Regions from separate parts of the Homo sapiens genome. Here region 1 is linked to region 2. A link is a loop called in an ENCODE intact Hi-C map of the cell type or tissue named here. Cell type or tissue: endothelial cell of umbilical vein. All regions are shown on one strand. Each heading gives the region's core, and the rest is flanking DNA. Links, peaks and the distances in the headings are about the cores only.

Region 1 (16,694 bases), core at 3,306-11,305, 190 kb before region 2:
GGGGAAGGCTAGAAAAGTTTCCAAACAGCCAAGTCAATAGGTACAAGTTTGGTGACGTAGGATTGCTAGAGCCTGTCAAAAACTGAAACTCAAGGCTTAGTGACCACAGTCAGCTTTTCCTATGAAGAAAGCCATGAACTTTACTTCAACCAATTACAAAGTCTAATCAATAGCTTTAAAAACCACAATGAAAGGCCGGGCGCGGTGGCTCACGCCTGTAATCCCAGCACTTTGGGAGGCTGAGGCGGGCGGATCACAAGGTCAGGAGATCGAGACCATCCCGGCTAAAACGGTGAAACCCCGTCTCTACTAAAAATACAAAAAATTAGCCGGGCGTAGTGGCGGGCGCCTGTAGTCCCAGCTACTTGGGAGGCTGAGGCAGGAGAATGGCGTGAACCCGGGAGGCGGAGCTTGCAGTGAGCCGAGATCCCGCCGCTGCACTCCAGCCTGGGCGACAGAGCGAGACTCCGTCTCAAAAAAAAAAAAAAAAAAACCACAATGAAAATGTTGCAATATGGTACATTAAAAACTAGTGACCCGGCCTTTTTTGGCTGAAGTAATTCTTTTTTTTCCCTAATGAAAGAGTCTTTTCTCCTTTGTGCAGCAGGTCACAACTTTCCTAGGTTAACGCATACTGTATTTAAAAAATCAGATACTACACCTCCACCTCCACAAAGGTTGCAGGAACTTTCCACCAGAAATATCTATGATCTCATGAAGGGAGGCTCCATCCCCATATAGAAAGTCAAAGCCACTGTCTCCCTCTGCCTTGCCTCATACCTCCCACAATGATGAGCAGCCACAGGGAAAATGTCTCTCTACACCATCACCCAAAGAACTTCCCTTCTAGGACCCCAGCTTCATTATTTCTGCACCCCTAGGCAGGAAAATTGCATGGTCTTACCGCAGATGTTAGACGCACAAGAATTTCATCACTGCTTTCTTCGGAGTCTTCAATTTTCTGATGAGACCTAAAAAAAAAAAAAAGAACAAATTACTTTTCAGTTTTAGTTGCTCAAATTTATCTACCAAGTTAGGAAGAATAAAGGGCAAATAATGTCATTGTTATTATATTAGCAAAAGTACTCATGAAAATAACAAAGGTTGTGACAGTAACTCCATAGGAACATAATCCTCTTGCAGGCCAAATGTTCTCACAAAATCAATTAGCAAGAACCTCTTTACAATGCACCAATTGAATCCTGACGATGGGGTATTACTCACCCCATGATACAGCAGAATAACCCTGACATGCCAGTTGTAAAATATATGGGCTTGCACAGAAGGTAGATGCAAATAAAAGGTGGTTAAGTGCTGAAATTTCCTAAATCTAAATGGAATCCAGATTTTGAAAATATGAAATGTGAACTTTCCACTGAAATTGAGTTTTAGCCAAAACAAACTTACTATAAAACGGTATTATTATAGGCCTAATACCACTATGGGAATTATGAGGAATATAAAAACGCAGAAGTTTTGTATGGCTTTGTATTTGCTTTCTCAAGAGATTACCGCCCAACTAAGAAGCTAAGAATATTATGCACGTGTTAAATAACTAATGAGATGTGTAACAATGTAAGATCAGTTTGTTTGTTTGTTTGTTTGGGGAAAACAATCTTTTTAACTTAATTCATGAAAAAAGACTTCACCAAATGTATATTCTAACAGACAAAATTATCTACTTCTTAAGAACAATCTCATAAACTACATTTTTTCCTAGTTTGGTCAAAGAAAAAAACTGACTAATGCTATTGAATATATAAAATTGTCTCCAAGATCTATTTCCACAAGCAATCCCTTTCAATGTATGCTGTGGACAGGGGGCGGAGGGGGGATTGGAGGTCACTGCCCTGCAGAGCAGTATTAACAGCATCACAGTCCAGTGATTGATTTCAATCTCAGTAACTACAGTGTGTCAGCTGCAACGCCAGCCTTATGGGGCAGGAGGGCTTCTCCCAGCTCATGGGACAGCTGAGAAGCAGCTCTTTAAGAAGGGAAAAGCCAGTTGGATCACTTCTGGCATTGCCTTCTTGTTTCTGTAAATGTTATTAAACCCTTTTCCAGAAAGAAAGTCCCACCCTTCAAATCACAGCAATGCACTACAAACCACTGCCTTTACAAAAATTGCAAGATACAGGTATGAAGCAGTGCTGATGTTGTCAAATAACTTAAGCGCTCATGCAGCAAAGTGTTTGAGATGCTTGCTAACAATCTGCCCAATAAAAACTGTGGGAACTGAGCATTATAACTTGGGATCTTTTTTTAATAAGGTTACCTGGATGATGAGTATTTTGAACAAGCTTTATTATTAAGATTCTCTATTCACAAGGCTTCTGTGGTTATACTGAGAACAGACTGGAAACGCTTTATAACCTCAACCACCAAACCAGATTTATGTGATTAAGCTGAGGTGACTGAAAAGACAGGAAATTAAGAACCAAAGGCACTAGAGGCAAGAGAACAAAACAAGGGCTTCTGCTGCTTTGTCTGTGTCTGTAGTGACACATGGGCTGGTTGTGCCTTTTCATGTTTCTCAGACCCCAACAGACACCCGAAGTATTAGTTAACGAGCATGAGGTATTTTGCACTAGCACAGATTCTCTCATAAATCTGTTTTCAACAAGCTGCTGAAAGGAACTCAAAATTCCAAGAGAAGCTCTTGTATACGAGACTGGTAACTAACGGTTGAGCTGCTGCTGTTTTAGTGACAAACAATTTAGTCCCTGTTTGGAAGCAAAACTGTCTTTCATTGATCTTCCAGCACAAACCATGCCTTAGCAAAAACATCTCTTAAGGAAATATGTGTAAGAGGGACAGAGTGATGATCTCCCAAGAGCTGTCCCACAGCCCATATCCCACTGTTATCACCTCAATCACCAAGATTTAAGCCCAGAACTCCCAAGTATCTCTCTAGCTTCTGGCTCTCCCCTGAGCTTGCCCTGTTTTTCCATCTGCCTTCAAAGTGGCTCTGTGTGGCAATTCCAGGAACTTTATTTTCACCCACATGGGTACCTTACAGGCTAACTCAACCTAACTCACACTGAACTCCTCTCTTACCTCCTGCCCTCAGCTCTCCCCTTGGAATCATGGGTCCTGTTCACCCTAGAGCCATCCCTTCCCTCCTCACTCCGGCCTTTGGGAAGTCACCAGATCCTCTCACTTCCCTTCCTTCCCTGCCAAGCCTCTTCGACAGTCTAGGCTCTCATCTTCGCTTGAACAAATTATTTTAACCACCTTCTGACAAGCTTGTCTCTGGCTTCTCTTCTTGTACCCAGATGCCTAAAGATATCAGGATCACCTTTCTAAAACCCAGATCTGGTCCTGCTCTTCTCCAGACTCCAAACCTTCAAGGATTTTCCTCACTTGCCCACTGAGAGCTCTAGAATTCGGAAATGCTCTTCCTTCCCTGCTAACATGCCCCATGCCCCGCTGCACCAGCACGCAACTGTCCCTCACCTGGTGTAAAGGAAGGTCATGAAGGCAGGACTGGTAGCAACAGGCAACAGCGGGAGAGCCTGAAAAGGGGGAAAGAAGAGAGAAGGCAATACTCGGCCACTCTCCTTTCTTTCACCACTACGGTCACTTTTTACCTTAAACCTCCTCCTCAGCTCTAGACTAAATCGCCCAAAAATACCAGACTCTCTTTTCTCCAGCAAATGTACCTTTTACAAAATTTAAACACATTCTGTTTTAATGTGTGTAAATACTTTTCAGTGCAACCCAGGAAAGACAAAGTTCTCACTTATCCAATCAAAATAAATAAGGAAACAGATGCAGCAGAGGAAAAGCAAGTATAACACTTGCATGTTTTCCATTATTACTAAAGGGGGCTGTGCTGCTCGTGAATGAGAGAGAGAGAGAGACAGAGAGAGAGAAGCTGTGGGTCTAGTTTGTCAGTGATTAGAGAAAGAAAATAAAGAAACTCTTACTGGAATCAGCAGGTAATGACAGTGACAAGTGACATAAGACAGAAAGAGAAGAGAAATAGAGTGACCCCTGGAAGGAAGATCCCTCCCTGAGGGTTTATGCCAACAGATGCTCTCCTTTAGGAATTCCCTGGGTTACCTTTCAAGGTCTCTGCTTACCAATGCCCCAAGCCAGACCTGGTAACTCTCCAGGGGAGAGTGCTGAGTCCTGGTGCTCTAGGCAGATGTCTCTGTAAGTTCAAGAGGTCTGCAATATCTAAGGGTGTCACTGTGAGGATGCAGAGATGACAAAAACCTATGGTCCTCCACCCTCATCCCTCTAACCATCAAACTGGATGCATTATCATTATGTCCACTCCTACCCAAAAGGAAAATAACAAAAAGCCCTGCCCTTCCTATAGTCTTCCTCACCTTAATTGATGGAAACTCCATCCTTCCAACTGGAAGTCATTCTTGAACCCCTTTCTCTCATACTCTGCCTTGTATCCACCCTGAAATCCTACTGGCTCTTCAAGACATATCTCTCACCTGACCACGTCTCACCACCTCCATCACTGCCACTGTGGTCCCAGCCACAACATCTCTCACCTGGACTCAGAAGCCAGCATAGTCTTGCTAAAATGTAAGTTAGTTCATGTCCCTCTACTCAAAATCCTTGAATGACTTCCCGTCTCACTTAGCATAAAGCCAAAATCTTTTTATACTTAAAAATATGTAATTAACAAAGATATCTATTCAAGGTGTGCCACATGATTATTTGTGAATACACTGTGATTAGCACAATCAAATTTATTAACACCCATCACCACTCATGCTGTACATTAGACCTCCAGAACTTGCTCAATTTAATAAATGAAAGTTTGTATGCTTTGATCAACATCTCCCCATTTCCCCTACCCATGATGTCTATATTCTAGACAAGTAAGTTTTGCTTAACAAAGCAAATTCCTATGAAAAAAGAAGTGGGATGGTGGAAGAATGAGAATTAGATTTTTCTTGAGATCTTTGATATCATGAATACAAACATTGTTCACCTTCTCAAGAGAAGATAATTTTTCATAGCTTCTGGCTACTAGTTATGCTTATAGAAAAAATGTACTAAAAGGGAATTATGAATGGGAAAGGTTTCATTAAGAGTCCAGAGTGTATAGTTATATATTAATCTAAACTGAATAAAATTAGATTTTTCACATTTGATTTTGAGGATTTGAGTATTAATGTTTAATATTTAATTAGATGGCTCAATTTCAAATGCTAATATAATCAGGCCTAGATGTCCAATTTTTGCAAAATTCCTGTACTACTCTTAAACATAAGTGTACTCTGATAAAGATAAGCAATCTGTTCCCACACCTGGAATAAGCCTTGTCTATAAACAATGGAAATTTTGAAGGACTTAGTGTTTCCTTGGGAGAGGAGGTAATGAGTAATCACAAAGACTAGGACTAGCTGATTTCATAACACTTTTTACAAAAACAGTTTAAAGTAATAAGTGGAAATTTTGTTCACTTACGATGCCAATACAAATCTTATGCCAAGTTCCATCACAAAAATTTTTTGAAAAATACTAAAAAAAAAAAAGTTTGTTTACCCACACGGTATTTCCTCCTCTCCAAGTGTCATGAGGATCTAATTAGGAAAAGTAAAGTTAGGAGTACAAAGGGTAGGCTTCAGACATCGGAATAGCAGACTTGAACTTAAGCTCTCTGGCCAGAGAGTGTGAATCCATCACCATTTCAGAAACTAAGGAGGCCAAGGGATGTCTCATGTTGCTAATAAACATCAGGTAGTAAGAAAAAACCAGGCAGGGTAAGGAGAACAAAGGAGGCAGAAGTGAGGGGTGGTGGAGGTGCTATTTTGTATAGGGTGGTAAGAGGAGACAGGGACCTGAATTTTGGAAACCATCACTGTGAGACGATGTTAAGTACATGACTGGGTGAGGGCACATCCAAAGTGAGAGCAGAAAAAATAAGAGAAGTCCAAGACTGACCTCTACTGTGTTTAGAGGTCACTGCTTCAAAATGAAGGTTTCATTATTTAGGGACAGCCAGTCTGAATAATCTGAGGCAAACAGCTCAAGAGATGACTGGCATTAAAAAGACAGTTTTTTACTCACAGTTCCCAAGAGAAGGGGGGATGACACACAAGGAGGAGCCACACAGGGAGGCACCAGTGTCAGTCAGGAGGCAGAGGACATGGGGGAAGATGTGGGAAATAACCTCTATTGTGATTTCCCCAGAATAGAACGGGTAAGGCAGGGTAAACAGGCTGAGGATAGACTGTTTGATTAACTTCAGCAGGACCAAAAGCATAGGGACTGCCCCTAACTGTTTGGTACCTGGAGCTGGGGTGATTAGGGCAGGTGAAAAGTAGCCCAGAAGGTGAAAGCCCAATAAAAAAAAGTGGTTATGTTATGAGCTCTGGAGTGGCTGGCTTACCTATGAAAGGTATGCTCCCAGCAAAGCTAGCAGGTAAGTTCTCTACTGTCTCTAGGAATGGACTATTCCTGGGTTGGGCAGTCTTTCCAGGGTCAGCAAGGCCCCAGATGTCAAAGCACTGAAACACAGTTAATACAATCAGGAAAAGGAAAGATTAGCAAAGGAGCCTTAAAAGCAGCAGCTAGTGAGACAGAAGAGCCAAGAGATGTTATCCCAGGGGCCAAGTGGAAAAACTGCTTCCAGGACATGATCAATTGTGCCAAATGCTGCTGTCATGTCAAGTAAGATGAGGACTGAAAAATCAGCATTTTGGCATTTGGCAACATGGAAGACTTCTGTAATCTTGACAAGGTTGCCTTCAGTGGAGTGGTACTGTTGAAAGCCTGAATGGAGTAGATTCAGAAAAGAATAGAAGAGGTAGAGAAAGTAACCATAAATATATCTTTTGAAGAGTTTTGCTGTAAAAGGGAACAGAGACATTGTGCAGCAGCTAGAGGGAGATATAGGGAAATATCAACACATGCTGAAAAGAACAATCCAGTAGAGGAAAAAGCTGATGAAGCAGGAAAAAAATGAGATTTCAGAAATGAGATCCTTGAGTAGGGGTGCAGAGATGGGATCAGTGCACAATGTGAGGAAACTGACCTTAAATAAGAATGTGGACCATGCATCCATTTTTATCAGGAGCAAAGATAGAGTCCACCAATATAGATGCAGGCAGGTTGACAGATTTGGTAAATAAAACATGAGAAAGATAGTTTTTAAAATGTTCCTTTCAATGAAATAAAAAGCAAGGAAAAAGAGGTAAGAGGGGAGCAATTGTGATACAGTTTTCTAGGAGACTGAATATACCAAGAAATGAACAGGACCACCCCACAGCATTGAAGACCCACTCAAGATTAAAGGCCATGAATATAAAATGAGACTGATCATCCTTAGACTCCTTAACGAACCACCTCTTCCATCTACCTTTAAAATCTGACAGAACAAGACGCTAGATGGCCATGGCCAGTGATGGCTGAAGAGAGAGGAAGTATTAATCCTGTGATTTTTTTTATGTATATAACTATGTCATCTGCAAGGAGAGATGGCTTTATGTTTTCCTCCAAATATATGCCTTTTATCTCTTTTTCTTGACTTTTTGCACTGGCCTGAGTGGAAGAGGTGTACTAAGAGAAGACATATTAGCCTTGTTCTGATCTTAGTAGGCAAGCATTTAGTCTCTTACCATTAAGTATGATGCAAGCTATGGGTTTTGTATAAAGTCTTATCAGATTGAGGAAGTTCTCTTATATTTCTATTTTTCTGAGAATTTTTATCTTGAAGGGTTAAATTTTCTCTAATTCTTTGTCTGCATCTATAAAATTTATCATATAATTTGTCTATTTTTAGCTTGTGAATATGGTGAATTATATTGAATGATTTTTGAGTGTTGAGCCATCCTTGTATTCCTAGGGTAAACTCCCCTTTTTCATAACGTATTTATAATTTTTATATGTGAGGAAGATTGTGTCTATGCTAATGAGTCATATTGTTCTGTTTTTTGTTTTTTTTTTTTTTGAGACGGAGTTTCACTCTTGTTGCCCAGGCTGGAGTGCAATGGCGTGATCTTGGCTCACTGCAACCTCTGCCACCCCAGTTCAAGCGATTCTCCTGCTTCAGTCTCCCGAGTAGGTGGGATTACAGCCATGCACCACCACGCCTGGCTAATTTTTTCATATTTTAGTAGAGATGGGGTTTCTCCATATTGGTCAGGCTGGTCTCAAACTTCTGTCCTCACGTGATCCGCCCGCCTCAGACTCCCAAAGTGTAGGGATTACAGGCATGAGCCACCGCGCCCGGCCTTACTGTTTTCTTTCTCTGAAATTTGTCATGACAGTGCTGGCCTCATAAAATGAATGTGAAACAGTCACTCCTCTTTAATTTTCTGAAAGAGGTTATATAGAAATGACATAATTTGTCTATGGTCATACAACCCTGAAGGTGCCTGATCTTGTCCTATCTTAGAGGCTAAGCAGGATTGGGCCTGGTTCGTACTTGGATAGGAGAAATGACATAAGTTATTTTTTAAATGTTTAGTTAAATCTGCCAGTAAACTTATGTAAGCCCATTGTTTCCTTGTTTGAAGGGCATCAACTACAAATTCAATTACTTTAGTATACATAATTCTATTCAGATTCTTGTTGAAGGACCATAGGTAGTTAATGTCTTTCAAAGAATGTGTCCATTCCACCTAAGTTTTCAAATTAATGATCACATAGTTGTTCATAATATTCATTTGTTAGCTTTCAAATGTAAGTCTGCAGTGATATTCCTTCTTTTATTCCTGATATTGGCAATTTGTCTTTTTGTTTTCTTCAACACTCTGGTGAGAGATTTCGTACCTTTTTTTTTTTTTTCAAAGAACCAACTTAGTTTCATTATTTTTTTTTCTAATTTCTTTTCACTTACATCAATTTTTGTTATCTTTATTAATTCCTTCTTTGTAGTTTGTTTTTCTTTGGCTAGCTTTCTGAGGTGGAAGCCCTGATCATTGATCTAAGACATTTATTCTTTCCTAATATAAGCATTAAAATCTATCGATATTCCTCTAAGTATTGCTTTAGCTGCATCCCATAATTTTGAGCATGTTATGTTTTAATGTACATTCTATACTAAATATTCCTTATTTCCTTTGGGACTTCCTCTTTCACCCATGAGTTACTTCAAAGTATGATGATTTCCAAATAGTAGATTTTACAAATATCATTTTACCTTTAAATATATTATTGTATATGCCTCTTTATCCTTCCCCAATTATCTTTTGTTATAATCATAATATGTATTACATCTACATACACTGAAAAGCCCACCAAATGTTTCCTTTCAATAGTCATATATATTTTAAAGAAATAAAAATAAAAAATGCCTTTGATTTTTATCTAAATATCTACCACTTATGTAGCTTTTCCTTTATTCCTGAATTTCCAACTTTCCCTCTGATATTGTTTCTATTCAACCTGAAATTTTTCCTTTAGATTTCTTTTAGAAACAGTCAGCTAGCAAAAAATTCTGTTAGTTTTCCTTCATCTGAGAATGTCTATTTCACCTCCATTTTTAAAATCTGTTTTCATTGTAGAGGATTGACAGTTCTTTCTCCCCCCTCCACCCTCCCCCACCTTAAAGACTTTCTTCCACTGGCTTCTGGCCTCCATGGTTTCTAACATAAAACCTCTAATTATTTGAATCATTACTCCTCCTGTAGGTAATGTGTCATTTTACTCTAGCTGCCTCCATGATATTTTCATTATTTGTTTCTTAGTTGTTTTTAAGTATCTAGGAGTGTGTTTCTCTGAGTGCTCCTGTTTGGGGTTCACTGGACCTCTTGAATCTACAGATTTGTCTCTCACTCAATTTGGGAAGCTTTTCGTCATTATTTAAAAGTTTTTTTTCTGCACCAATCTCTTTGTCCTCTCCTGGGATGCCAACATGTGTTAGACTTTACTACAGTGTCCACCAAGTCCCTGAGACTATTCATCTTCTTCAATGTTTTTTTTCTTGTCCTGCACACTGGATAATTTATAATGAGCTATCTTCAGGTCACGTCTATTTTGCTATTGAGCCAATTCAACAAATTTTTAATTTCAAGTATGTTTTTCAGTTCTAAAACTACATTTGGTTCTTTTTTTATTGTTTGTTTTCTATTTCTTGACTAACAACTTCTATCCCTCTATTCATTTGAAACTTGTTTACCTAATGGGGCATAGTTAAAATAGCTGTTATCAAGTCTTTAATAATTTCAATATCTGAGTCATCTCAGGGTAGACATTAATTGCTTTTCCTTTGACAAATGGTCATATTTTCCTGATTATTTTGTGTCAAGTAATTCTGTATTATATCCTGGCCATTTTGAACATAATGCTATACAGCCTCAATGATTCCAGCTGCAGTTCAGTTTTCAATGCCTTTTCTATGGTACCTTGGGTCTGTCCCGCAGATGTCCAGCTCAGGAAACTCACATTTGTGTAGTTCATACACAAAATTAATGAAACCCTTCCCTAGGTTTACCCTCTCCTGGATTCCCCTACACTCTCAGACTAGCTGGGGCTCCTCTGCCCAGTTCTGACCAAAACCAAACACTCCTTGTCTATCATCTGCCTGCACTGCCACCACCACAGAGCTCTGAACCTGGGACAAACCTGTAAGAAAAAAGGAGAATCAAGACAAGGATTTCTCCATCCACCCCACCCCATCACACTCTTCAAAACTACAGGGACCCATTTTCCTGATTCTTCTTGCCAGAAAGATGGGGTTTCTACTATAGATTTTGACAACTGTGCCACCACTGATCTCCCTGTCTACATCTGAGGCCTGCCTTTGAGGCAACGCTGGGAAATAAAAGAAACGGAAAGGGAAAACTCACACCTGTGTAGGTCACTTCTCCAAAGTTTCACTTCGTTCCATAATTTGCCTGCTTTTGTTTACTTTTGAGGGGCCTCGGGTAGTTATTGTTTGTATTTTATCTAGAGGTTTCAGCTGTAATCAATACAAGAGATAGGCTGTAGTAGACTTGCTCCATCTTGGCCTGAACCTGTAGCTCCATCAATAGATTATTCTTCATAAGACTCTTCAGTGGAATTCGTTATTATCTTGCCATAGTTAACGTCTCATAAACAAGAGGCCAAAAAGTCAAGGTTTGCAGCAAAAAAATTAAGAGTAGGGCCAGGCGTGGTGGCTCACGCCTGTAATCTCCGAACTTTGGGAGGCCAAGGCGGGTGGATCACAAGGTCAGGAGATCGAGACCATCCTGGCTAACACAGTGAAACCCCATCTCTACTAAAAATACAAAAAATTAGCTGGGCGTGGTGGCGGGCGCCTGTAGTCCCAGCTACTTGAGAGGCTGCGGCAGGAGAATGGCGTGAACCCGGGAGGCGGAGCTTGCAGTAAGCCGAGATCGTGCCACTGCACTCCAGTCTGGGTGGCAGAGTGAGACTCTGTCTCAAAAAAAAAAAAAAAAAAAAAATTAAGAGTAGATAGGCCGAAAATATGCATTTCAGTTCTATTGTTAAATGTAATAAGATAATGAAAATGTAGAAAACACAAAAGACAGGAATAACCTATAACAAAAACTAATTTTCAATAGTTGGGAAGAGCTGAATATTCCACACAGTAATTACAGATTTTTTTATGAATTTAGAAATGAACTGTATGACATATTTTCATTTCTCAGGAAATAATTTTGGTTTTTTTCCCACAGCTTCAGAACCTTTGTGATAAGCTCCCAGGTATCACTTGTGGCACACGACTTGCCAGCTTGTTATCTGTATGAACTGAGCTCAACCCCTGTTAGTCGCTGAAGGCCTTACATTATTTACATATCGTCATATCCCTCACAAGGCCAAACACGGAAGCTTAAGATCAGTAGATGCCTGGTAAGTAAGTCGCTCCACAGAGTGCTGGTGACAAGTGGTTGTCTTTTCCCAGACCCTCTGCTCCCTGTTCATCTTCCTCACCTAAACATTAAGAGAAGCAAATTCCACGATCTTGTAATCCCTTTTGGATACAAATATGTATGAAGCTAAATTTGTGGACTTTTCAGAAGTGTCAGCCAAGTGGCGACAGGCAGCATGTTTGGTAAAATCTTTCTATCACAGTAATATTAGCCAGTCAGGACAGAGAGGGGGCTGTTTCAGCAGAAGCCATGTGGCTGAACAGGGTGTATATGGGAGCCACAGCCAGACCTTAGGAGTGTCAGCAATGCCAACAGACATCTAGGAAGGCCAATCAGCCAGGCAGGACCACCAGCATTAATCAAGCTGACACCCAACTTACACCAGCCTCATGCTCCAACAGCAGATGCCAAAAGAATGCCAAGAACAGTTATATCTCAGGGGCACAAAGGAGCTGGCTGCCTATCCACTCGCAAGACCAGTGAGGATGAAAAAATGCCTACTCTGACAGGAGAGCCTCCCCTGTCCTCCTCTGCCAAGGTCAAGGCGCCCAGACCACTCGCCATGTACCCAGAGGCTACCTTGAGAAACAGGGAGAAATACAGAGACTGGGCTCTTTTACTAAAAGACACTAAAAAGTTAACTAGAGAGACTTTTTAAATTCCTGTATTAGAATAACTTTACTAAAGGGTGCTTCTTCCCCCCACCCCACCCCCGCCTTTTTTTTTTTTGGTCATTCTGCAGGATGGCAGTTCATGTAGACAAACATCAGATCACTTAGAGAAAAACAAAGAAGCTACATTTTCTTTCCATATTTGAGTGCAATATGAGTTAAATTTTAGCAGTCCTCTCTATCTTAATCACAGCATAAATGTTAACTATTGTGTAAGTGGTAGGATACAGTTTTATGCATTCAAGCTTTACAGACTGTCTATTCAAAGCCCTACCCACTCCCACCCCTGGCAAGCTGGGAGCTGCTATAACCACAGCTGAATTGAAATAGTCAAGTTCCCTCACAGCCTAAAGGCCCAAACAAGGTAGTGTTAGAAGCATCTTACCAGTCCCAAGGGAATAATTAGACTGCCTTTTCCTACGCTGTTATTTCATCATTCCTCACCCATTCTTCCTCAACTCTCTGCTTAAAATAAAAGAGCTAGAAACAGTACATTCTGGATAACTTGATTTGGCTGTCTGTTGGAAGGAGATACCATAACTGTTCTTTTTTCCCCCAGAGATAGTACCCTTGACAACTGATTCAGTCACTTTTTTTTTCTAATTATCTATTCAGTTTGGGTATAAAAGTTATTTTGTATAAAATTCTGTTTCTTCAAACTAGCTTAGAAAACTTCCAACAGCTTCATTTCCCCTCCTGCTTTAAAGATTCTTTTTTAAATGAGAAAAATCCCCTTTACTATTTTTAGAAATGCATTTGTATGGAACAAAATTGTGTTTACATAGAGCCATTAAATGGTTTCCTTGCATTATTTTGAAGACACTTAGAAGACAGCAAATTAGAGGGGCCTAATGTAGATAGGCTCACACAGGTAGGTATCAGTAGCCTTTAAACGTCAAAAAGGTTATTAAAAGGAACACAAAATTGGGTTTTCAGCAAATGAATGGACAATGTAAGAATCAAGAGGGCACTTGAATAAAATGGATAGAAACAAAGCATCATAGAACTAAGAATGACATGGAAGCATGGAATTTTTTTAAATACAAAATGCAAGAGCAGTAAGTTACTGAAAGCAGTAGCAACATGGACTGGAGACATCATGGAAGTTTTGTGGTCAAGGCAGGACTGGGGCTTCCCCTTGAGGGCTGGGTAGAATTTGACTGGAAAAAGGCAAGAAGAGCAGAGGAAAGAGCAAGAGTATCACACTGGCATGAGGAAGTAAAGAGGGGTGGGCCAGGGGTGAAAAGAATGGGATAGGATCATGCATGTGCAACCATAGAAAGTACTGGGACAGAGCAACTGAATGAGGACAATGTCCATGGACATCTTTTCTCTGATCACAGTATATTCCAAGTCTAGATAAGCCAAAGCTTAGATCTCCAAAATTAGGCCAAAAACATTCTACCATAACATAAAAGTTGGCTTATGATGGTAGTATTGAAAAAAAAAAGGTATATACTGTCTCTCTCTAGAAGAGACCTGCAATGGTTTAATAATTTTATCTTTATATATTTAGTACTTTAGAACAGACAGGTCCATAGGTTCCCCAATGACAATTTTGCTGTATGAGTCAGTTACTACTCCCAAATGCACACATTCACACCAACAGAAAAAACTTGCTGATAAACATGGCATGCTATATAGCAATTCTCAACTCCAGAGCCTAAGATTTGTGTTTACAGTGATCAGTATGACAAAAGACTGCAAGTAATCTGGAGTTATTATTAGGTTGCAAATTTTAAAATTTTTCATTTTTAGAAATTAGAGTAGACCCAAGGTTTCTCTACAACAAGGTCATTTCACTGGCATTCCAATTTGTTTTCCGAGTGGCGGAGAAGGAGGTGGAGTTAAATCACGAGGACAGCTTGCAAGTTTATTTCCACAGTCCCATGCCCCAGTGAATCTGGGCATGCACATGGGATTATGCACACCTCCATCTTGTGTGCAGGACAGGAAAGGCTGAAAGGAGCTGCTGAAGAACGCCAGTCCCAAACAGTCACTGCTAGCCACAGCCATCTCTGGTTTAAAATCATGCCACTCCTTTTTAGGAAGCTTGTTAAAGTTCATTGAACTGCTCCTTGACTTTTCTCAGGACACTTCTGACCTATATTAAGAGCATATCACAATACAGGACATTTCCTAGAGTGAGACCAATTGAATGGTATCTGAATTCTGCTTTACTATTGCAAGGCCCTTTATAGACAGCAGTGATGGGAAATCCATAATCATTTCACCAGAGCTTAGTCTAACACTTTTATAGCTTCTGTTTATAATTTTATAGGAAGGGGTCCTAGAATGATCCCCATAACTTGTGGGGAAGGACACATAATATCAGGTGTTAAAAGCACAGTCATTAAAGCCAGACACACACAGATTCAAACACTAAAACTCCACTTAATCCTTGTGTGACCTTGGACGGGTTACCCGATCTCTGTACCTAATTTCCCCTCTTATTTAATAGAGATAATAATAGTACCTGTCTTATAACATTCTTCTGAAAGTAAAATAATGAATATAAAGCATTCAGCACAGTGCCTGACCTAAAATTCATTCTCCACAATCAACCTTTCTATTAGCACAGTCTCATCAATATTCTGAAGCTTATTCTCCTAAAAACAGTCCATATTAACTATTCAGTATTGTCATTTAACAGGAGATTTTATTTATTTTTTCTCTTTTTTTATCTTTCTGGGTACAGAGTAGGTATATATATTTACGGGGTACATGAGATGTTTCGATACAGGCATGCAGTGTGAAATAAGCACATCATAGAGAATGGGGTACCTATCCTCTCAAGCATTTATCCTTTGAGTTACAAAAAATCCAATTGCACTCTTTAAGCTATTTTAAAATGCACAATTAGGTTATTATTGGTATAGTTACCCTGTTGTGCTATCAAAGAGTGGGCCTTATTCATTCTTTCTAACGTTTTTTTGGTACCCATTAACCATCCACACCTCCCCACTAGTCCCCAATTACCCTTCCTAGCCTCTGGTAACCATCCTTCTACTGTGTTCATGAGTTCAGTTGCTTTCATTTTTAGACCCCACAGATAAGAACATGCAATGTTTGTCTTTCTGTGCCTGGCGTATGTCATTCAACATAATGCCCTCCAGTTCCATCCATGTTGTTGCAAATGACTATCTCTCATTCTTTTTTATGGCTGAATAGTATTCCATTGTGTATATGTACCACGTTTTCTTTATCCATTCATCTGTTGATAGACACAGAGGTTGCTTCCAAATCTCAGCTGTTGTGGACAGTGATGCAAAAAACATAGGAAAGCAGGTATCCTTTTGATATATAATCTTTCTTTTGTGTATACACTCAGCAGTGGGATTACTGGATACTATGGTTGCTCAATTTTTACTTTTTTGAGAAACTTCAAACTGTTCTCCATAATGGTTGTACTAATTTACATTCCCACCAACAGTGTACAAGGGTTCCCTTTTCTCTGCATCCTCCTCAGCATTTGTAATTGCTGTCTTTTGAACATAAGCCATTGTCTTTTGAATATAAGCCATTTTAACTGGGGTGAAATGATATCTCACTGTAGTTTTGATTTGCATTTCTCTGATGATCAGTGGTGCTGAACACCTTTTCATAAACCTGTTTGTCATTTGTATGTCTTTTTTTGAGAAACTGTCTATTCAGATCTTTTGCCCATTTTTAAATTGAATCATTAGATTTTTTCCTATAGAGTTGAGTTCCTTATATATTCTGGTTATTAATCCCTTGCCAGATGGGTAGCTTACAAATATTTTCTCCCATTCTGTGGGTTGTCTCTTCAATTTGTTCATTGTATCCTTGCTGTGCAGGAAGATCTTCAACTTAATGTGATCCCATTTGTCCATTTTTGCATTAGTTGCCTGTGCTTGTGGAGTATTGCTCAAGAAATTTTTACCCAGATCAATTTCCTGAAAATTTTCCCCAATCTTGTAGTTTCATAGTTTGAGCTCTAAAAGTCTTTAAATCATTTTGATTAGATTTTTTATATGGTGAGAGATAGGGGTCTAGTTTCATTCTTCTGCATGTGGATAGCCAGTTCTCCCAGCACCATTTATTAAAGAGACTGTGTCTTCCTCAGTGCATGTCTTGGCACCTTGTTGAAAACGAGTTCACTGTAGGTGTGTGGGTTTGTTTCTGGGTTCTCCATTCTGTTCCATTGGTCTATGTGTCTGTTTTCATGCAATTACCATGCTGTTTGGGTTACTATAGCTCTGTAGCA
Region 2 (16,458 bases), core at 8,279-16,278:
GGCTTAATTGGGCCCTCTTCTCAGGTTCTCAGAGGCTACGACAAACATCATGGCTGTACTGGGTTCTCATCTGAAAACCTGACTAAGGAGGAATCCGTTTCTGAGATCACTCGTGTTGGGAGAATTCATCTCCTTGTGGCTCAGTGCCTGAGGGTGCTGACCTTTTGCTGGCTGTTGTCCACTCTCAGCCCCTAGAGGTCACTCACAGTTCCTTGCTATGTGGCCCTCTCCCCAACATGGCACTTTCTTCAAAGCCACATAGGGAGAGACTGCAGCTTTCTGCTGAGTAACCTAATCAAGGAAGTGACGTCACGCACCTTCCCCATACAAGGGAACCTAATGAGGGCACGCATAGCCTTTGCCATCTTCCACTGGTGAGACGCAAGTCATGGGTTCCACCTGAACTCAAGGGAAGGAGATTCACAAGGGGGTGACCCATTGGGTCACATTATGGTGTGTCTGCCACACTCAGCCACTTGTTTTGACATTGACTGTAAGATTTCCTCTTTGATCCCTCTTGCCAGGCCTGAACTTGATCTAAACTTTTATTATTGATCCCTGATGGCTTCCTATTAATGCCCCCACCCAACTCTTTCCCCCTCCAGATGGTCTTGAATGATGTAGTTCAATCTCTTGGTGACATCCAGCCTGACAAATACATATTATCTAACCACTGAGGAAACAGATTCTGAGAAAGGTTAAGTGTCTTGTCCAAGGTCACACAAATCATAAATCTGCTTAGCCTGTATAGCAGTGATAGTCTTACCTAGCTATTAGGACTGATACTAAAATAACGCATGAAAGTACTCTGCAAATGGAAGCGTATTACGCAAATATTACGAATTTCATTCATTAAAATAATGGATTTTTGGCTTTTTAATGGATCCTCACTTGCATTTGCCCTTTGACAACCTCATATGTGTGCAAAATTTTGTCTACATAGTTTGCAGGACATCAACAAGAGGTTTTTTTTTTTAATGCTTCTTGTGTAATCCAATGTGTCACATGCAAATAGGGAAAAGTTAACTTAAAAAGGCTTTATCTCCTTTTAATCTTCCTTTGTTCTTTTCTGCTTTATCTTAGCACATTTCCTATGTAGACCTGTGGGTCCCATGAGCGAGCTACTGACCTTGGGAGAAGCAAGCTGTCTTTCCAGACTCCCTTGTAACTCAAAAAACATAGGGAAAAACACACAGTACTCTTCCTACTCCGTGCCAAGGTGCTGTGCTGCTCAGCTGAACCCAGGGCCCTCTCCACTGTCAATCAGCAAAGCTCTGGAGCTGGGGGCTGCTGGGCGGCCTGAGAGTGGGGTGGGCGCTCAGGGGAAGTTGCTAAGACTCAGGCCCAGACAGGTCCCTGCTGAGGCACCAAACTGGTGAGACCTGAGCCTGGTCACAATTAGTCTTCCATTTGCTAGATAACTGCCGCTCTTCTCAAAAGCAGAGGCAAACAATCCCACTATTGTTTAAGAAGTCTGGGGTTTATCTTCGGTTACTTAAGGCAATGAGGACAGACTGCAGAGATGCCCAAATCTCTCTGGCGCTGAGACTTGTTGCTAAGAAAACAAAGATTCCAGCTCTCACCCTCAGCCTACCGCTCCAAGATAAGCGGTTCTTCCAGTTATTAAATAGTGTCTGTCTGCTCTAATCGTAATGTTCTCACAGGATTTTCTGCACCTTTCTTTAACACAGTCCTATGATAGCCACACGCTGTCACAGGAATAAGTAGTCTCTCAAGTTCTCTCAAGATCTGAGGTAATATGTGATCAAAAATCAGAGAAAACCTCAACTTGGCCATTGGGCATTTGGTTAATGTTAAGCCTCTCTGGGTCTGTATTCTTCACTAAAATGAGAATACTTAACTCACTGGTGTTATAAGAACTAAATGAATTTATACATATAAAAATCTTACTTGGGGGGGGCTTGGACAGAGTCATCACTGCAGTAATGGAGACGTTCTCCACACTGTCTAGTCCAGTAGCAGTTGCCACATATATCCATTGAGCACTTAAAATGCGACTACTTTGGGTCTTGTTTTCTCAAATGCTTCTCTTTGCAGGAGGGAGGTCAGGCCACTGTGTTCCCTTACCTCAGGGACAGACCACCTCACTTTGTCTGGTTTCAGGAAACAGCTCACTGAGGGGAACCGTGGAAGGAAGAGGTGCACGGTGCAAGTGGAGGTGCTCCTGCAGCCCGGGGTCCTTGCCCAGCTCCCAGCTGCACCCTCAGAGAGGCAGGCCTGGGAGGAGAAGGGCCGAGTGGGGTACCTAGGAGGCTGCCTGCCAAAGCACCCGAGATTAAACTCCCGCTCCACTTGGCAATTTGATTTCAAGAAAATAAAGACATTTCTTCACACCCAAGGAGAAATGAAGTCATCCATCCTACATTATTACTATCATTTCCACCCAGAAATAACTAAGTCCTGGGGCTTGCTGGGTGGGACTGAATCATAAACCAGGGTGGGGAATGGGGGAGAGGTAGATGGAAGAAACAAAAGGAGATAGGGGTAGGGGGCAAAACGTGATGCCGGCGCTGCAAGGAGGCAGTGCATTTGCCCACTCGAGAATCCTCGCTGCCTGCCCTTAACAGAATCACATTATGCTGCATAGTATTTTACAATTTGCAGCTCGTTAATAGCCTGTGAACTCTAATAACTAATTCTTTCTGCTAGGTAAGTAGAAAAGAAGACAGACTTTATTCATTACATTATTATCCTTGTAGAGTAACCTCCCATGGAGCAGGCAAGTAGGCGAAACAACTTGCTGGCTGGCCAATCTTTTATGTGTAACTTGCTGACTTCAGACTCCCCTAGTTGCCCACATACTAACTGTAAGCCTCCTGAGGCTCTGAGGCATCAACCTCTCTCCCCCTAGAGTGGCGTTGTGCAAGACAGTAGCCACTAGTCATGTGTGGCTTTTTTTTTTTTTTTTTTTTTCTGAGATAGACTCCCACTCTGTTACCCAGGCTGAAGTACAGTGGTGTGATCTTGGCCCAGTGCAGCCTCCACCTCCCGGATTTAAGTGATTCTCCTGCCTCAGACTCCTGAGTAGCTGGGGTTACAGGCACACACCGGCGACGCCCAGCCGATTTCAGTATTTTTAGTAGAGATGGGATTTTGTCATGTTGGGCAGGCTAGTCTTGAACTCCTGGCCTCAGCTCTTTATATTATAAAATGATTAGAATTAAAATTTAAAGATTCTCTCCTCACCCACACAAGCCACTTTTCCAGTGCTCAGGAGCCACCCTGGGCTAGTGTCAACCCTGCTGGGCAGAGCAGACAGAGGACATCTCCATCACTGCAGCAAGTTCTGTCATACAGTGTTGTTCTAGAAAGGAAGGTTATTGAATGGACATCTAGAAAAGCATTTTAAATGACTACTTTTTTGGTTGTTGTAAGCAACAACTTATTTTATACTTACAAAACAAGAACAAACCTTATCCTGTTCCAAATCCTACAGAATCGTAAACAGGGTCATAATTGTACATATCATTCTCGGCTAAAGGTAAAAAGTGAGGTCTTCCCACATACACAGCATTTTTCTTTCTTTTGAAAGCTTTAAGTGATTTGCTTCCTGAGGACCAACACTATTCTGAGACTGTAGTCACAGTCTGTGAGCGGCAGCGCCTTGTATCAAGATGTGGTTATTCCACAAAGGCGACAAGAATGTGAGGACACACGCTCAAGGTGGGTACTGACAATGCCCGGCTGCCAAGATGGATTAAATTTATGGCAATTTACAGCTCACCCCAGGGAGACTCAGTCTGCAAAAGCTCAGAGACAGGGAAAGTTGCCATAAGGATGCAGGTAATGAAAGCATTAAGCTATCCACTCTATTGAGAAAAATGGCTCCAGGCTGAATTTTCCAGGCACACTGTCTATACCAAACAATTATCCCAATCATGCTATGGTGTTTCCCTCCGTTTTCCCAGTGCTGATGTGCCTTTAGGTGCAGCGGGTTTGTTGCTGCTATGTTTGGGCTTCAGGGTATGATGCTATCTCCCGTCAGAAACCATGATCTTTACTAGGTGCCAGCTACAGCATGCCTACACAGACTTCTAGAAGCAGCAGGGCCAGAACAGAAGCACTTAAGCCCCATACTCAAGAAACAGAAGCCTGGCGCAGGTCCAGCTCTCTGTCCATGGGACCACAATGAGTCTTTCACAGTGCATGCCTTGCTTGTACAAGGGCAATTGTCTCTGAGGTTATGTTCATAATGGTTACCACTTAGGTGTTCACTAACAGGCTCAGTGTTAAGCACTCAATGTGCAGAATGCCACAGATACATCCAAAGGCTCTGTGAGGGGAGGTCACTGGATGTCCTCGTTTCACAGTAATGTAAACCACTTAGGTGATACCTCAAGCTGGTGCAAGTAGTGGCTGACCTTGAATCCAGGTGATGTGACCGCCGCTATGGGTTTCTGTGGGTCCCTTGGCCCAAGGTCCTGTCAATTCACATATACACCTGTCCAGCCCACCCAGCCTTAGCTTCCCCATTTACATTTAATGGTGAAGAGCACAGACCTCTGGAGCCAGACTACCTGTATTCAAATCTGAGCTCTGCCATTACTACCTGTGTGCCTTTAGCTAACCCCTGGGTGCCTGAGGACCCTGGCCTTTTGCTGGCCCTCTTCTTACAGAAGAGAAAGCAGACCCCAGAGCCAGTTTCTCTTCTGTAAGGGAAGCCTGGAGGCTGGTTTTACCTCTACAAGAAGAGAATGGTATTGATGCCTGGCATCACCTGAGAGCTGTCAGAAATGCAGAGTATCAGGCCCCACCGTAGTCCAACAGAGTCAGAACCTGTATTTTAACAAGATCCCTGCGTTGGTTTGCACATTAGAGTTTGAAAAGCACCATCTGATGGCAGAAAATAGTGCCCTGTGATGAATTATTTTGTAAAACACACAAGACTCACGTAACGGTCTACTTTATAAAGCCAGACATATCACAGGTCTACATTTCAGTGCACTTAGAGGGCTATGCCATTGCAGGTGCTCCCCAGATGAACACAGTCACGTAAAGCCAGAGGATTGTGTTGAAAGACAAGGAAATGAAACTAAATCATTGCTCTTAGGACTAAAGTCAATGAGGTAACATTAGCAGCGGTTTCCTGTAATCCTTGAGGGTGGGGAGGAAGCATCCTGTAAGTAAAACAAAGTCTGTTGGCACGTGTTTCCATGAAGATTCATGCCTAATTAAGTAAAACCCACGAAAGCCGGAATCCTGCTCTGGGGAGACTGGGTGGCCACTGTGTTCTCTCTGGAAACTGACTGCTCCCCACAGGGGCCAGGCAGAGCCATGTCTGGGTCTGGTCCTCAGATTCCCAGAGTCCTGCTTGCAAGGGTAGCTGAGTACAGGCATCTCACCAAGTAGCTTTGAACAAAGGGGACTGAGTGGCTCGAACTGTCTTCCTTTCCTGCCCACCACCTCCCACTTTCTGAAAGGGTTCCCAGAAGCAGAGCTTGAGACTGGGCTTCGTGTTCCAATGATTTACTGGGGGTATGCTCTCAGGAGAAGGGGCACACATAGATTTGCCAGATAAAATAGAGGATGCCCTATTAAATTTAAGTTTTAGATAACCAACGAATAATTCTTAGCACAAGTATGGCCTAAGTTGTTTATGGGTCATATTTATACAAAAAATTTTGTTGGCTATCTGAAGTTTAACTGGATTTAGTTATGTTGGTTTGCTAAGTCTGGTAGCCCTGGGAAGAAGGATAGGCAGAGAGGAGAGCTAAGGAGATCTCCCAGCCAGAGCCCAGGATCCCAGCATTGTACAGTGCACCATAGTAGACCCACAATGGGGCCAGCAGCCTGGCGTTCTGTATTCCTGTGCCATTCAGTCACTGGCCAATCTGCCCCCCAGGCACATAGGGGGAGGCAGATGCTGTTCATGGGCAAAGGAAGTGAGTGGATCCCATTTGGCCAAGGGCAATTCTCCAGAGAATGAGAGCAGCTGGAAGCTGCAGACAGCCAATATTCAATCAGAGTGGGGCCTCTCTGGGGTCAGCTCTGACAGTTGTGGATGCTGTCATCCACAACCTCTCCCCACCCTACACACACTCCTACTAGCAATCCTCAGGCCTTTCATAAGTCAACAGCAGTTTATGAGTGGCTTTGAACTGGGGAGACATCCCTGGATCTTGTCTCAGGTCCCTGGGAATAGATTTGTAAGTAGGGCTTCCAAAAATAAAATGAGGTGCACCTTGTCCATTGACTGCCAGATCTGTGCCGCCAGCACATCATCCCACCAACTTTGGTTTGCTCTGGGTATTTCTGAGAGCTGGATGGGGCATTTTCTTTCCATGCTTCTAGGACAGTCTTTGTTTCACCAGGATGGAAAAGGGGTAGGGAGAGAAGTTTTGGCCCACGTCACCTTCTTCCAAGCAGAACAAACTGTCTAGGAAAAAATGTCAACCGACTCTATACCTCACACTGAGGATACAGGACAAAATTAACCCTACTCATTCTGTCATCTGGGAGAAAAAGTCACCTTAGAAAAGAAAAAAAAAATCGCCAGTGTTTTGTTTTGCTATGTTTAACAGATCGTTATTCCACATATGGATGAGGGGTACAGGCATACGTTCATTTTTACTCAGATTACAAAAACAGGAAACGTGGAAGTTGCCTATGGGCATGACTCAAGGGGCACTGAGCTGGCCTTTCTGTCCCCAACACAGGCATTCCTCGTTTTCTGCTACAAGTATTGCATTTTGTTTTTGGTTTTGTTTTTTTAACAAATTGGATGTTTGTGGCAAGCCTCTGTCAAGCAAGTCTATTAGTGTCATTTTCTCAACAACATGTGCTCACTTCATGTCTTGTCGCATTTTGGTGATTCAATATTTCAAAATTTTTCATTATCATTATTGTATCTGTGATGGTGATCTGTCATCAGTGATCTTTGATGTTACTACCGTAATTGTTTTGGGATACCACAACTCTGCCTTTCACTTAAAGGCTGAGAGGCTATTTAGGGTTACTAACTGGCCTAATTTCAGTGTTGGATCTTGGAATAGGGAGAGGCAGAGAGACACGAAATGGCTGGTCGGTGGAGCAGTCAGAACAAACATTTATTAAGTTCACTGTCTCATACAGGTGTGATTCATGGTGTCCCCAGTTACAATAGTAACAAAGATCACTCAAAGTTTGTTAGAAGATCAAACTAGCCACTACATTCTCTTAAGCCAAAGCCTAATCCAGAGCAAGGCCCTAAAGTTCTTCAGGTCTGTGAAAGCTGAGAGAGGTGAGGAAGCTGCAGAAAAGCTGGCAGCTACCAGGTTGGTTCATGAGGTTTAACAAAAAATGCCATCTCCATAACGTAGAAGTGCAAGGTGAAGCAGCAAGTACTGATGGAGAAGCTGTAGTGAGTTACTCAGAATATCTAGCTAGGATCATTGAAGCAGGTGGCTACACTAAGCAGAATTTCAATGTAGACAAAAATAGCCCTCTTGGAAGATGCCATCTAGGAGAAGTTCATGCCTGCCTCCAAAGCTACAAAGGACAGGCTGATTCTTGTTAGGGGTTAATGCAGCTGGTGACTGTAAGTGGAAGCGAATGCACATTTATCATTCTGAAAATCCTGGGGTCCTTCAGAATTATGCTAAATCTACTCAGCCTGTGCTCTAGACATGGCACAAAACCTGGATGACAACACATCTGTTTACAGCATGATTTACTGCACATTTTAAGCCCACTGTTGAGACCTACTGCTCATAATAAAGATGTCTTTCAAAATATTACCCTCATTGACAATGCACCTGGTCACCCAAGAGCTCAGATGGAGATGCAAGGAGACGAATGTTTTGTTTTGTTTTGTTTTTCACACCTGCTAATACCATATTCATTCTGCAGCCCATAAATCAAGGAGTCATTTCAACTTTCAAGTCTTATTTTTTGAAGTATATTTTATAAGGCCAGAGATGCCATAGGTAATGATTCCTCTTAATGGATCTGGGCAAAGTCAATTGAGAATCTTCTGGAAAGATTTACCATTTTAGATGCCATTAAAAATATTTGTGATTTGTGGAAAGAAATCAACATTATCAACATTCATAGGAGTTTAGAAGAAGTTGATTCCAGTCCTCATGGATGACTTTGAGGGGTTCAAGACTTCAGTGGAAAAAGTCAATGCAGATGTATAGAAATAGCAGCAAGAGAACTGGAATTCTGAGTACAGCCTGAAGCTGTGACTGAGTTGCTGCAATTTCATGATAAAACTTGAACAAGTGAGGAGTTGCTTTTCATAGATGATCAAAGAAAGTGGTTTCTTGAGATGAAATCTATTCCTGGAGAAGACGCTGTGAAGATTGTTACAATGACAAAAGATTTAGAATATCACATAAACTTAGCTGATGAAGCAGTAGCAGGATCTGAGAGGATTGATTCCAATTCTTAAAGAAATTCTACTGTGGGTAAAATGCCATCAAACAGCATCACATGCCACAGAGAAATCTTTCCTGAAAGGAAGAGCCCATTGATGTGGCAAACTTCATTACTGTCTTATTTTAAGAAATTGCCACAGCCACCTAGCCTTTAGCAACCTCCACCCTAATCAGTCAGCAGCCATCAACATTGAAGCAAGACCTCCACCAGCAAAAAGATGACTCACTGAAAGCTCAGATGATTATCAGCATTTTTTTAGCAATAAAGTATTTTAAATTAAGATATGTACATTTTTTAGACATGATGTTATTGTACACTTAATAGACTATAGTGTAGTATGAACAACTTTTTTATTTTTTTAGAGATAGGTTCTCACTCTGTTGCTAAGGCTAGAGTGCAGTGGCATGATCATAGCTCACTGCAGCCTCAAACTCCTGACTTCAAATGATTCTCTCACCTTGGCCTCCCAAATAGCTAAATATAACTTTTATATGCACTGGGAAACAAAAAAATCATGCAACTCACTTTATTCCAATAGCCTGGAAACAAACTAGCAATATGTCCAAGGTATGCCTGTATATTTCTCTACATAGTTTGCGTGAAATTCCACCATGAGAAATTCCTTCAAGTCAGTGATTCTGAACTGGAGATGAGTCTGCCTCTGGCTTCCCCTTGTTAAAATAGATTGCTGAGCCCAACCCAGAGTTTGATTCAAGAGGAACCCAAGAACTGTATTTCTAACAGGTTTCCAGAGGATGCTGATGCTGCTGGTTTGGGGACTCCACTTTAAGAACCACCGGTTAAGAGGCCTGAATGAGATAATACACGTACACAGCTATTAGTATACTGCCTGGCATACGTAAGCCTGCCACACTCAGTGGTTCTCAAACTCGGTTGCACATTAAGATTACCTGGAGAGCTTATAAAAATCCCAGTGCCCATTCTGCACCTCAGACCAATTACAGCAGAATCCCAGGGGCAAGGGCACACATCGTTGCTTTTTGAAGCTCCCCAGGTGATTTCATTGTACAGTCATGGCTTAGAGGCACTGCCTTAGAGGTGGTTTAGAGAGAAAGTCGCTTGCGTTCACAGAACACTAATTTCTAACAGCCGCTGAAGGAAACTGACTAGAAAGGACCAGACATCCCATTGGCACTGTGGAGTATAGTTCTGTGTCTGGAAGGCCAAATAAACCTGCCTGGCCTTTCATGAAAGGACCAAAGCCAGAGGCAGAATACAGTTTAAGAGAGTTATTGCAAACAAGGCCCTGAGGCCTTTGCTTCTACTTCATCCTCCTTTGCACCTCCTCTGAACCAGCCTGGCTTTGTCGCCTTAAACTTCCTCCTATGCCAACCCTCTCAGAGGGATTCCTAAATGCTCCCTTCTCCAGGCCTCACCCACTCACTTTTCTGCAGTCTACAGCTTGATTCTTCCCTCCTGAAGTGATACTTGTTTTCAGAAAAGCCCCTCTGGTCCTGACCAGTTCTCATCTTCTCCTGTGCCTGTCCCTCTACCTCAGGCAATCTCCACATCCCTTCCTGCCCACCTTTCACCCTGCCAAGGGGTCATCCTGCTAAACCACATGTCAACTGCCCTCACTCCCTCTCAGGCAAGTCCTTCAGGGGCTCCCTCCCTTCCTTTCTAGCCACACTGGCCACTAGCCCTTCCTGGTGGATCCTGTTTCAGGGCCTTCACTCAGGCTGCCCTGGGGATGATGACATCCCACACTCTCGGACTCCTGGCTCAGCCTTCTCAGCTCACTCAGTGCTTTCCCCAGGAAGGTGTCCGTAAAGCTGTACTCCCCACCCTAAAGGCCAGGGTATGATGAAGGCTGTCACTATAAATGTTAAGAGACATCCTAACAAGTATTGCTTTGTCTTTTCACATAGATAGAGGAAGGAAGGAAACAAAGGGTGAAAAGCCTTCTTGGTAACAAGAAACTACCATTTATTTACAGAGTCACCATTATTTCTTCCTCAGCCATGTGGGTATAAAAATGAGGACACAGCCAGGTGCAGTGGCTCATGCCTGAAATCCCAGCACTTTAGGAGACCAAGGCAGAAGGATCGCTTGAGCCCAGGAGTTTGGGGCTGCAGTGAGCTGTGATCGCACCACTGTACTCCAGCCTGGGTGACAGACCAAGACCCTGTTTCTAAACAATAAAAACATAAAGATGAGGACATGATCTCTGCTCTCAGAAATTTACATCTGATTCACTGGAGAGTTTTCTAAAATGTCACCATGATCACAGGTCTAACCCTAATGACAAAAACCAAGACTTGATAGTTAGATAAAAGGTTTCAGTTACATGAGTATTTGTTTGAAAAAAAAATGTCTTGCAAAGGCCTAGAAATTAAAACACATGCCGGGCGCGTTGGCTCATGCCTGTAATCCCAGCATTTTAGGACGCCGAGGATGGCGGGGGCGGGGGGGTGCATCACCTGAGGTCGGGAGTTCAAGACCAGCCTGACCAACGTGGAGAAACCCTGTCTCTACTAAAATTATAAAATTAGCCAGGCATGGTGATGCATGCCTGTAATCCCAGGCACTCTGGAGGCTGAGGCAGGGGAAATCACTTGAACCTGGGAGGCGGAGGTTACGATGAACCAAGATCGCACCATTGCACTCCAGCCTAGGCAACAAGAGCAAAACTCCACCCAAAAAAAAAAAAAAAAAAGAAAAAAGAAAAAAAAAAATCCACACATAGATTTACTATATTGCCTTTCCAAAAGAGAAAAGAATACAAGTAAAATATAAAACTGAGCAAATTATATTAGCATCTGTATCTCTGAATAATTGAAATCAGGACTGCCCCCAGAAAACCCCATCCACCCCATAATAAAGGGTGACTGGCATTCTAACCCATTTGTGAGGTTGAGAATCTGAAAAGTGACTACTCCCCACACGCCACCCCAGAAACTGCTGTGGCTGCACATACCTCCAACCACATCTGAAACAGGTGGCCAGGCTATTGTCCCAGTCCTCCGAGTCCCTTCTCTCCTGGCCCTTGACTCCACCCCCTCCCAAGGAGCAACTGCCCCATCCACATGGCCTCCAGGACCTGTTAGCCTGGGCACATGCTGTTTCCTCTTCTTCCCTGCCCCACCTATCCTTCCCACAGTGTGGCAGAGGATACCTTCCCAGATTTCCTGCGGGAGCCCTGCATTCTGTGTTTGGGGAAGGAGAAGAGGAAGGGCTTTATCATCTGAGCCACAACCTTTAACAACATACCTCCCTCCCATCTGTCAGTCTATGAGCCAGAAGAAGGCGAGTGCCCTTGCCCTACCTAGTCACCCTCGAGGCTGAGTGCCCAGGGACAGTGGGAATCAGAAGGGCTTGAATAAGTGGACCCCACCCTCATCCTCACCCATGCTGTGTTGCACTGTGGCCTTCTTTCAAAGTGAAAAAGTCAACTCTGAAATGCAGACCCAGTGGGGAATTTAAAACAAACACCTCAGCCCTAACAAAAGGGAAGATGGAAACAAAAGTTCTTGGTAGGTTCTGCCATGTTTTCACAGGAGCCACATCACTACAGATGATAATTCCAACAGCCCCTTGAGAGGAAACCACTGCTGACTGGCACCCAGCAGGCAGAAGCAGTCAGGGGACATATGCAATTGCAGACCTGAACCGCACAGACCTTGTCCCTTACACCCCAGTCATGCAGCCCTCAGTTTTCTAGCCTTTGAGCCAGTGCACATGAAGGTGGAGGCTGAGAAGGCTCTTAGAAATAAGCCAGGAAGGTCTTACATCTTGCCACGGACAAGTCCCCACGTAGATCAAATTGTTGAAGAAGCCATAAAAATGACTAGGAGTTGCAAAGACCGGATGCAGTACCCTTGGATAAGTTCTCTTCTACCCAAGGCTTTTTACTGGGAATGAAGAGTCACAGAGCAGGCAACAGCGACACCTGCTGTTCAGAATAGATTCAAACCAGGCAGGGAGAAACCAGAAACCCGAGTTCTCGCCATAGAGGCAGCATCGCCTGCACGTGACTTCACAAAAGAACATAAGACCTAGGGTCTGTCCTCCTATTGATTGTTTTGGGAGTCCTCATTTACCTGGTACAAGTAAGGAAGACACTGTCCTAGCTAATAATGTAACTAGTAGTTACAACATTCATGGACCATGAGTTTTCAGAGAACATAATACGGTCAAAGCACCATACTTAAACAGTACTATATTAAATGGACTCCCCTTAGCAATAGAAAAAGGTATAAGACCCTCAAGAAACATAGTTGATATGTCTGATAATTGGGCACCATTATGGGTTGAATTCTGTCCTCCAAAAAGATGTTGAAGTCATAAGCCCAAGTACCTGTGACTGTGACCTTACTGGGAGATAGGGTCTTTGCAGATGATCAAGTTCACCTGAAGTCATCAGGGTGTGCCCCAAGCCCACAGGACTGGTTTCCTTATAAAAAGGAGAATTTTGGACACAGAGACGGACAGGCACACAGGTGAACAGCATGTGACCGTGAAGGCAGAGACTGGGGCTGCATTGCATCTAGGAATGCTGAAGATTGTCAGCAATCACTAGAAGCCAGGAGACAGACCTGGAACAGGCTCTCCCTCACAGCCCTCAAAAGGCAATGCGGGCTCTTTTTTGGTTCCATATGAAGTTTAGAGCAGTTTTTTCCAATTCTGTGAAGAAAGTCATTGGTAGCTTGATGGGAATGTCATTGAATCTATAAATTACCTTGGGCAGTATGGCCATTTTCATGATATTGATTCCTCCTATCCGTATATCTGGGTTATTTTATAATCAGGAAAAAAGCACTAAATGTGAATAAAAGTGCTGAATTATTTTAGTTATAATGTTACCTTTCATGGTCCAGCCTCTGAAGTGCTTGAATTCTATACTTCCTATTCATGATCTGACTTTGAGCTTTATTAATTCCATTCCAAGCTATGCGTAATTTCTATTCCAAAAGAATGTTTTCTATCTTTTTGAAAACAATCCAAAAGATCTTTTTCGATTTATCTTTTTCTTCAAAATTATTTTAGTGATTTTATTTTATTTTTAGAAAACTTTTTTTTAAAAAACTGACAATTATATCTCAATTTGGTATTAAAACACTATTTTCCTGGTGCTTGAAAACTCAAAAATCTCCATTGTCTATAGTATAAAATACAGAATTTTAAAGCTTTTCTCTAGTGTATTTCCAAATTGCCTACCTTATTTTACTTATTATGCCTCTATGTAAGCCCTCTTTTTCTATCCTATTGGCCTAGAATATGTCATTTTTAGTCCTGTCTCTTGTGGGACTCTACTAAATGGTCCATGTTTACTAAATGATCCATTGGTTAGATCCGTTTCCTTTTGAAACCTTTCCTGAGCTTTCCAAACTCAAAAAAACTCTACCTTCTGTAATTATTTATGACACATTATTATTCTCTTGGAACATGCATACTATTTTGTATTACCGTCCTTTCTAGGGTAACTTCTGGATGATTTTGTATATGCACAACACCTAGGAGTGTTTATCCACAATACTTGGAAGCGTCTTACATATTTGGTAAGGTTGTAATGATGGGTGGGCTCATTTCACTTAGACTACATGCCAATAGTCTACCTGAGAGTGTTCCCGTTCTTTCATGAAGAAAGTAGTGTGTATTTCCTTTTGGCAGAGGCATCCTTGCCAGCAAGATACTAGGAGTACACATTTCTACCAGGAAAGCAAAATACAGACTGGAAGCCAAAAGTCAAGGAATTCTGGCCAAAGATGTAAAGAGCCAAATTCTCTCAGAAATGGTTTCCTAGAAGTAATTTGTGCTGACTATGCTTCAGTTCAAACAAACTCCTTTAAGAGCAAAATAGCAGTACGTGATATATCTAACCATTGTAGATAGCTATCTTGAAGTAGGAGTATATAACTGTTGGTTAAAATAATCTAGATTATTGCTTCAGCAATTCCGTTCATTTTGAAAAGTAGCAACTCATTTTCTGCAGATATGTAGTAGTAAGTGCACATCGTTTTAGAATTGGAGTATCTTTCTAATTACTGAACAGCTCTTGTCTGGTGTGGACTTTGGTTGAAGCTAGTGTGTTGAAGGTTTCTTTTTAAAACTGAGTGCCATAGTATAGTGACACTAATATCTATATTCATATCTATAATTATCCAGATATATAATAAATGTTTATTAAATGCAAGCTATGTCTCTCACAGGATGAAAAGAAATATAAGCCATTGTCCTTGCCTTTAAGAAGTTTGCAGTATGGATGGCTAGATAATATGTGTTACTTATTGAAATATGAATTCATAATAGAATAAAGCAGTTCATCATTATTTAAGAATGATACAACAAAAATATCATGAGAGCGAAAGGGAGAGAAAGGAGTTCCTTCAGGCTGGGATGACTATAGAAATCTATATGGAAGTAAACTCTGTCTTGCATTTGAAGAATGGGTAGACTTTGAAGAGGAAAGAAGAGAGAAAAAAGGTATTCTTGGTGAATAAAGAATGTGAACAATGTGAACAAGGCCATGGAGTCAAAGTCATTTTAGGAAGAAAGTGAGTAAATTGACTTTTTTGGGGAGGTATAAAATTGTTGATTAGACCAGAAGAATCTGGGTTGAGATTATAGAAAAGTGTGAATGCCAGGTAAGGACTAAGGACTTACCTTTTAAGTGTGAGGACCCATTTAGGGAAGATTTTGAGAAAAGAAAACATATGATCCAAGTTGAGTTTTACTGAAGTTAATTTGTCAGCTATGTTCTGTTTGAAAAGGAAGATAGAGACAGTAATATGAGGATGTTTAGAAGACCAAGAAAGCAGCTGAAGTGTGAAGTAGAATAGAGGATATATGTAGTATTTCTGTTCAGCATCCCCTCTTTTCTGATTCAGTGATTCAGGTGGAGATGACACCATTTGCCCTCAAAAGCCATAGGTAGGCCGGGCGCGGTGGCTCACGTCTGTAATCCCAGCACTTTGGGAGGCCGAGGCGGGCAGATCACAAGTCAGGAGATCGAGACCATCCTGGCTAACATGGTGAAACCCTGTCTCTACTAAAAATACAAAAATTAGCTGGACATGGTGATGGGTGCCTGTAATCCCAGCTACTCAGGAGGCTGAGGCAGGAGAATCGCCTGAACCCAGGAGGCGCAGGTTGCAGTGAGCCGAGATCGTGCCACCATACTCCAGCATGGGCAACAGAGCGAGACTTCATCTCCAAAAAAAAAAAAAAAAAAAAAAAAAAAAGGATATTTTAATGCTTTTTATTTATGTCTAGGAAACACTTGTCCTAATTAGAAGCAATAGGGAAAACAACAGGAGAGCACATTATTAACTGGAACAAGTACAAGATCTTTGCTGTTGAAAAACATTTGTTATTTTTTATGGGGTAAAGCCAACATATTCTATATCATAAACACAAAAAGAAGATTTACCTCTTAGGGTTATTTTATATATTATTTACCTGAATATAGTGAAATTCTCTCCATGTCAAAGAGTCACTCACAGATGGAATAGATGTCACAGCCAACAGAGCCAGTATTGCCAGTCCCACAATTCCCAGAGACACATAAATCTCCATTCTCCAAACATCATGCTCAATCCAGGCATCTTCTTTATTTTGTTGGACCTACCAGAAGGTAAATAAAGAAAGAAGAAATGCAAACAACAGTTATTTCCTGAATGTGAATCTCCTTCTACACTCTTCCCTGTGTGTACTATGAAGCCCTGATAACAGGTCTCCACAAATTTATGACTTTTTCTTTTTTTTTTGCATTCCTCTAAGACAAATGACATAGGAGCTATCACTTTTTTTCTTGAATGCAACATTTCCATAATCTATTAATTTTCTAATAATTATTTGATGGTTTACTTGGATAGAACTGTAATGTGCATGCATATGTGGTAAACAAGGAGAAGAACAACAATATTAAAAAGTAATCTTGTGAGGGTGGTAGAAGTTTGAAATATGGCCTTGTCCATGAACAAAATGTTTCTTATGTTGCTAAAGTTGTACCTTATTTTCAGCTTAAAAAACATTTCTCAATATAAAACCGACTGACAACCAAGCCCTAGTGTAATTATAAGAAAAATTTTAAAATAGATGACTTTTTCAACACAGAGT

What was found. Peaks named below come from ENCODE experiments on the same cell type or tissue, not always from the same donor. Only the 100,000 strongest peaks of a DNase experiment are listed, where the experiment ranks them.
Region 1: a loop joins it to region 2, with 7 times the contacts of the local background. A loop is called at or near these places in 37 of 110 quality-filtered maps.

Annotation. Positions count from the first base shown.
Region 1 is chr7:22,290,271-22,306,964 of GRCh38, forward strand. It overlaps RAPGEF5 (Rap guanine nucleotide exchange factor 5), which reads right to left. Exons shown (of 26, transcript NM_012294.5): 6 at 905-971. It also overlaps the pseudogene RNA5SP227. Among named protein-coding and RNA genes, the nearest start is that of RAPGEF5, 59 kb to the right of the region's middle. In endothelial cell of umbilical vein, for the core only: no CTCF peak of the experiment used is centred there; DNase peaks (open chromatin) are centred at 5,451 and 6,761; H3K27ac peaks cover 339 bases.
Region 2 is chr7:22,476,767-22,493,224 of GRCh38, forward strand. STEAP1B (STEAP family member 1B) reads right to left here. Exons shown (of 5, transcript NM_001382447.1): 4 at 15,799-15,963. Among named protein-coding and RNA genes, the nearest start is that of STEAP1B, 15 kb to the right of the region's middle. RefSeq lists enhancers at 781-1,281, 1,282-1,782. In endothelial cell of umbilical vein, for the core only: a CTCF peak has its summit at 12,306 (motif pointing left); DNase peaks (open chromatin) are centred at 8,595 and 12,285; H3K27ac peaks cover 4,127 bases.